Regions from separate parts of the Homo sapiens genome. Here region 2 is linked to region 1. A link is a loop called in an ENCODE intact Hi-C map of the cell type or tissue named here. Cell type or tissue: PC-3. All regions are shown on one strand. Each heading gives the region's core, and the rest is flanking DNA. Links, peaks and the distances in the headings are about the cores only.

Region 1 (2,930 bases), core at 292-2,791:
AAAAAGCTTGGCTTTCCCACATGGCCCAAAAGTTCATATTACACCTTTAAACATCCAAGATTTTAATGCTGATTTTTTTCAATGTTTCAAACTATAGACTAATTACCTGAGTATCTTAAAGACAAACAGCTGTCCATACGCCTAGGGATGGATTAAAATATGGTAAAAGATCTTGCGCAAATCTGATAGTGATTTTTCCATGAAAAAATAATCCTTCCACATCTTTTTCTATATAATCTCTATTTATTCCAGCATAGAAAGCAGTTCACAAATGTGAGTTCCAAAATATATTTTGGACAATGGCAGTATACTGCACAATAATGTATTTTATCAAATAATAAGTGAATCTGGTGCATTTGTATAATAGTTTTGAAATCTCGGCCAGGCGTGGTGGCTCATGCTTGTAATCCCAGCACTTTGGTAGGCCGAGGCGGGCGGATCACGAGGTCAGGAGATCGAGACCATCCTGGTTAATATGGTGAAACCCCGTCTCCACTAAAAAAATTTTAAAAAATTAGCTGGGCGTGATGGCGGGCACCTGTAGTCCCAGCTACTCGGGAGGCTGAGGTAGGAGAATGGCGTGAACCTGGGAGGCGGAGCTTGCAGTGAGCCGAGATCACGCCACTGCACTCCAGCCTGGGCAACAAAGTACTTCAAACCTTTAAAATATTACCTCAGGTATGCCAATAACGTCTCAAAAAAAAAAAAAAAAAGTTTTGAAATCTCTAGGAGAGGAAACAAGTGTCCTTCTTCTTGTAATTCTACAATAATAGGCCCTGTGCAGAACCAGGCAGAGCTAAGTGATTCAACACATCACCATCCTCACACTTTCAGGTAACGTGGACTCATCTTTTCATTTTGTGTGTTCTCTTTCAACTGAAGAATCTTTATGTGCACCCTTTAGATCAGAGGTGTGAAACATTGGGTGTATCTTGAGTCACCTATAAAAACTATAAAACTGTAAGTTCCCATACCTATACTCAAGAATTCTGATTTAATGCTCTTTGCTGACACCTAGACATTGTATTATTATTATTAATATCCCTTGCAGTTCTAATATGGAGTTAGGGTTGAGAACACACTTAAAATCATGGCTGTTGAGAGCTGAAAAGCCTCTGTTTAATTTTTCATGTGATAGAAAAGAGAAGAGATAATCTTGAGAGATGTGCTTCAGGCTTACACAAATTTTATGGACATTTATATAAACCACATAATTTCTTGAGATCTATTTACATATGTATATTGTACAATATAGACATGTCCTTATATACTTGGGTGTCTATCTTATACTCCATATTTACATAGGAATGAATATTTTATTCGAATTTGGTTTAAAATAATATATTCAAAACAAAGTACTTCAAACCTTTAAAATATTATCTTAGGTATGCCAACACCTTGAGTAAGAAATACTTACGCATGACCACTAGGCGGTGCAAGTGATCCATGGTTGTAAATGGTGTAATTCAGAATTAACGTCAAATTGGCAATTATATATACATATATATACTGAAATCATTTGCTATCAGCCAATTTTTTAAAAAGAAATAAATGCTATGATTTATAGTGATAGTAATAGAAACTGCTTTCTATGCCATCTAAGCAATTTTTGCATGCCCACAACACAGTAAGGAGTTCTCTTCCTTTGAAAATATTTTTCTCTAGAGAGGTCACTTGAGTTTTCCAATTGGTTATTTTTACAGTGCAGATTAGTTAAATGGAAAGATTAAATGTTTCCAATGTCTAATTTTAAAACTATGTCTGATGCATAGTTTATTTTCTATAAAAAGTTTTATCAGAACAAAAATAACATTTATTGTTCTTATTAGTGTGAATGAGTCTGAACAGATTTAATTCTTCATTTGTTTCCTTACTTATAAAACTCAAGTTTAGAATGTGCTCAAGGTTGACAAATATTAAAATGAAATTGTGGTAGCTTTCAGAACTTGAGGAGATACATATTTTACTTAGTTTAGATTTTAAATAGTTAATTATTCTCCAAAACTTCCATTTCTTTGTAATGAAAGAGTATTCTAAAATACAAATATGGAAGTCATCTATAGTATTTAATCCAATAAACATTATGAATATCTTTTATTTTCAGGCAGAAAGTGTTGGGACTTCATGAATAAAGAAGAAATGTCCCTTATTCTCAAGGGACATGCAATTTAGTGAATTTAAAAATGTTACAATAGTGCAGATTAGGAGAGTTATCATTCCCTCTCCCCTGCACCCTGTCCCTGGTGTAGTCTTGTTATGCCTCAGGATTAAACACGTTCCCACGTGGCAAGAGTCAAAGTATCCCTCCTGTTGAACAATAGAATTCCCATGTGGCACGATGAGCTTATATGCCAAGCATGAATTCTGTCTTCCAATATTAATACTTAAGCGATATTTTTGACTTTATTGTGAAAGACAACTATGAAGGAAGCAGAGAGAAGCCTACAAACTAAACCAGAAAACTGTTTTTTAGTATTCTAAAAACCTATTTTTTTTCTTACTCAGGAACAATTTCCTAGCACTCTTTTTCTCCAGTGGCTCAGCCTGCTGGTGTCAGACTGAATTCCTCATCCACTGCTTTTTTTTCTCTCTTTTTTTTTTTTTTTTTTGAGACAGAATCTCACTCTGTTGCCCAGGCTGGAGTGTAGTGGCATGATCTTGGTTCGCTGCAAGCTCTGCCTCCTGGGTTCAAGCGATTCTCCTGCCTCAGCATCCCAAGTAGCTGAGACTACAAGCGCCCGCCACCATGCCCGGCTAATTTTTGTATTTTTAGTAGAGATGGGGTTTCACTATATTGGCTAGGCTGGTCTTGAACTCCTGACCTCAGGTGATCCACCAGCCTCGGCCTCCCAAAGTGGTAGGATTACAGGCGTGAGCAACCACGCCCAGCCTGCTTTCCTGTTGAAGACCTTCAAAGATCTCTCTGAGAT
Region 2 (2,930 bases), core at 228-2,727, 1.7 Mb after region 1:
TGCTGTCTGTGTTGGGGAAATAGTGTAGCCTGAGTGGACTCCTCCTTCCCCTTTATTGCTTCTAAGATGCTTATTTTTCTAGAGCTCTACCAGAGTAGGGCTTGGGAACTTCAGCCATACCCGAGGCCTTTTCATTGAGACATAAATATCCAAGAGGATTCAGAGATATTAGCTGGCTTCAGAAAAGTGGTCACTTAATTCCAATACAGTCCCAAATTGCTGGGATCTCCCAGTGTTGTTTATACTTGAGTAAAAAACAAGGCTCTTTTCTTCCCTTCCTTAGGGGACCTTGGTTAGCCAAAGTCAAGAATGAGCTGTCAACAGTTTCCCAAAGGAAAACAATGTGAGGGTAAAGTGTGTACTGTCTGAGCGACTGTGGAAAAGAGTGGTAGGGGATGCCACTGAAGAAAGCTCCTAAATACTTGTTCCTATAGTGTCATAAACTAAGTGAGAGCTTTCTCACTTAACTGTTCATATAGTATTTGTTCATTGTACTAGGATGTTAAGGCCCTTGCACAGCACTGAATATTATAGATGATTCTAAAGGCAGATTTTCTCAAGTTACATTTGTAATTTTCATTAAGTAGAATGTAACATCCTTTGAATTTGAGTTCTGTAACTCTTGTATATTAAAGAAAAAATATATGGTTAAAGCAAGAAACTAACAACAACAAAAACCAAGTTGATTTATAATGTTAATCACATCATTGGAGGGATATACTTTTCTTATCTTTTGTATAAATTAAGGGGCCCTTTTTAACTGAGATTCAGTTTTCCTGGGGGCTCTACTTAAACCCTAATGGTAAATTATTATATAGGTAAGGGAGAACTTTTCTTTTATTTCTGCTTTGTATTTCAGAATCAAGAAATACTCTATTTCACCAGAGGAATCCTTGCAAATACATTTTACTCCACTATGCAAAATCCTGTGGAACCAGTTTTTTATACATATTTTTAGCTGAAAGATCAAGGAAATGTGTCACAGTTGGGGACCTGTATCATAATTATCTCTGTAGGTTCTACAGCATCCAGCATGATGTCCAAAGTAGCGAGATTGGTCAGTAAATGCTTTTAAATGAACTCAAATCTTAAAATTTCAATTAATATTTTTCTTACATATAATGTATATTAAAAATAAGACATCTTCTGATGTCTCTACAGTTATAAACCTTAATTTAGATGCTTCCCATGGACCACTGCTTCTAATGCAACAAAGTAAGAATAAACACTGGAGTGGAAGGGACAATGTGTTAGTATTCTTGAAAAAGAGCCTAGTTGTATAACATTTGTTAAGGAAAACAAGCAAACCTGTATTTTTTGAGAAGAAAGAACAGAATTTTCATGTTATATTAACCACTAGAGGGAACCACATGAATAGAATAGATATTGACATTGCAAAGGAAAGCTAATTAAAAGATTTTTATTAGCATGTTAGAATTCAAAGAAAATCAATTTTATAGTTAAAGTAAAAACCCAATTCATGCAAAATCTAACAAAGATGCCTTCAAACAACTAGTGTGTTAGAGGGAGGCAGTGGGAGAATAATTGGGTTGATTTTTAAAACCAGTAACATTATTACAATGGTAGATCTCATATATGCATTAAGAAACAATAAAAGTAAGTTAGGGTGATGTAGCACTTCTTCTTTGAAAGAGATCGAGTTCCTTCCAGAGAGAGTGGAAACTTACCACTTCCGTAAGTCTATTTAAGAAAAATTATTAGAGGCTAGAAGACATACTATTACTAATTTCTATATAACTCAAGCTACATCTTAAATTAGTTTTAATTAAAATAAACTTCAGTTTAGGGTCAAAATAAACTTTTATGTTTTAGAATTCTTAATTCTTTATGCTCTGTAACTTAAAATGTAATGTTAGGAGCTACAACAAGCCTGCTGGAGTCTAGAGTGACTCAGATTGCCTTAGTCTAAATAAAGAGCACTAATTACAAAGGAAGCCAGAATACAGGTTTTAAAAAGCTGACCCTTCAAAAGCAGCATTGGTCTCTTGTTCTCTTTATCTTTGCTACATTTTCCCCTAGTTATTTCTATAGTTCTTATACTTTCATTATCTGTCTCAACAATAAATGTCTTTTGCTCTGAGTAAAACACCCTACTGAAAGTACAGCATCCAGTAGTATTTCACACCGGTTACACTAGACCCAATTCACTTTAGTCATCATTTAATTTAATTTACCACTTTTTACTTTGTTCTTTATTGATGCTCTAGATCTAATGACTATCAATCTTGTATTTTCTTCTTGGTTTCTCCTGATAGGAAAATGCCAAAGCAATTGGGGAAAAAAATACTGTTTTCTCTGAAATGAAGACTCCTCAAGATCCTGTTGCTGGAATGAGTATTGGACTCTTCGGTCTACTTCTACAGTCACCAGTACATCTGGCATACACTATGATGCCCAACAGTAGGAAGATGAAAGAAATGTAGATGTTGGCATTTCTAAAAGAGATGTTGTATCTTTTTTCCTACTTAATAGACTATTAGGCTATAAATCTCAATCTTGGCCAGCAAATGTGTTTGCCAGCTTTTCTTTATTCTTTTTAATTTTTTTGAGGATCAGCATGGAAAAACAATTTGCGCAAGGCTCAAGAAGATGAGATGGTCTTATAAACAGTAATTGAAATATGTATATTTTTTAAAAGTCTGTTTCAAATTTCAAACCTTATTTTAAAAACTATGTGAAAGCCTCTTGTGAAACTCAACTGAAGTAGGCATGGCTGAGTCCAGAGGAGCAGTGTGGAGGATTAGAAAAATAAACAGGCAGGAGTCAGACAGTCCTGGATTCAAATCCCACTTCTAGGCCTTAGAGAAATAATATAATAGTAGGGGATAATAATATTCACCCTGAAGAGTGCTGTAGGGATCATCAATATTTCATATAAAGCATGTCATATGGGCAGTGCTCAATGAATG

What was found. A loop is a pair of places that touch in the nucleus more often than their neighbours do. Peaks named below come from ENCODE experiments on the same cell type or tissue, not always from the same donor. Only the 100,000 strongest peaks of a DNase experiment are listed, where the experiment ranks them.
Region 2: it touches region 1 in a loop (4-fold over the local background); 2 of 110 quality-filtered maps call a loop at or near these places.

What each region holds. Positions count from the first base shown.
Region 1 is chr2:213,245,445-213,248,374 of GRCh38, forward strand. No RefSeq gene overlaps it. Among named protein-coding and RNA genes, the nearest start is that of SPAG16-DT, 37 kb to the right of the region's middle. In PC-3, for the core only: a CTCF peak has its summit at 1,430 (motif pointing right); no DNase peak of the experiment used is centred there.
Region 2 is chr2:214,959,534-214,962,463 of GRCh38, forward strand. All of the region lies in intron 39 of ABCA12 (ATP binding cassette subfamily A member 12), which reads right to left. It overlaps SNHG31 (small nucleolar RNA host gene 31), which reads left to right. Exons shown (of 4, transcript NR_110292.1): 4 at 2,277-2,930. Among named protein-coding and RNA genes, the nearest start is that of SNORA70I, 110 kb to the left of the region's middle. In PC-3, for the core only: CTCF peaks have their summits at 1,366 (motif pointing right) and 1,568; no DNase peak of the experiment used is centred there.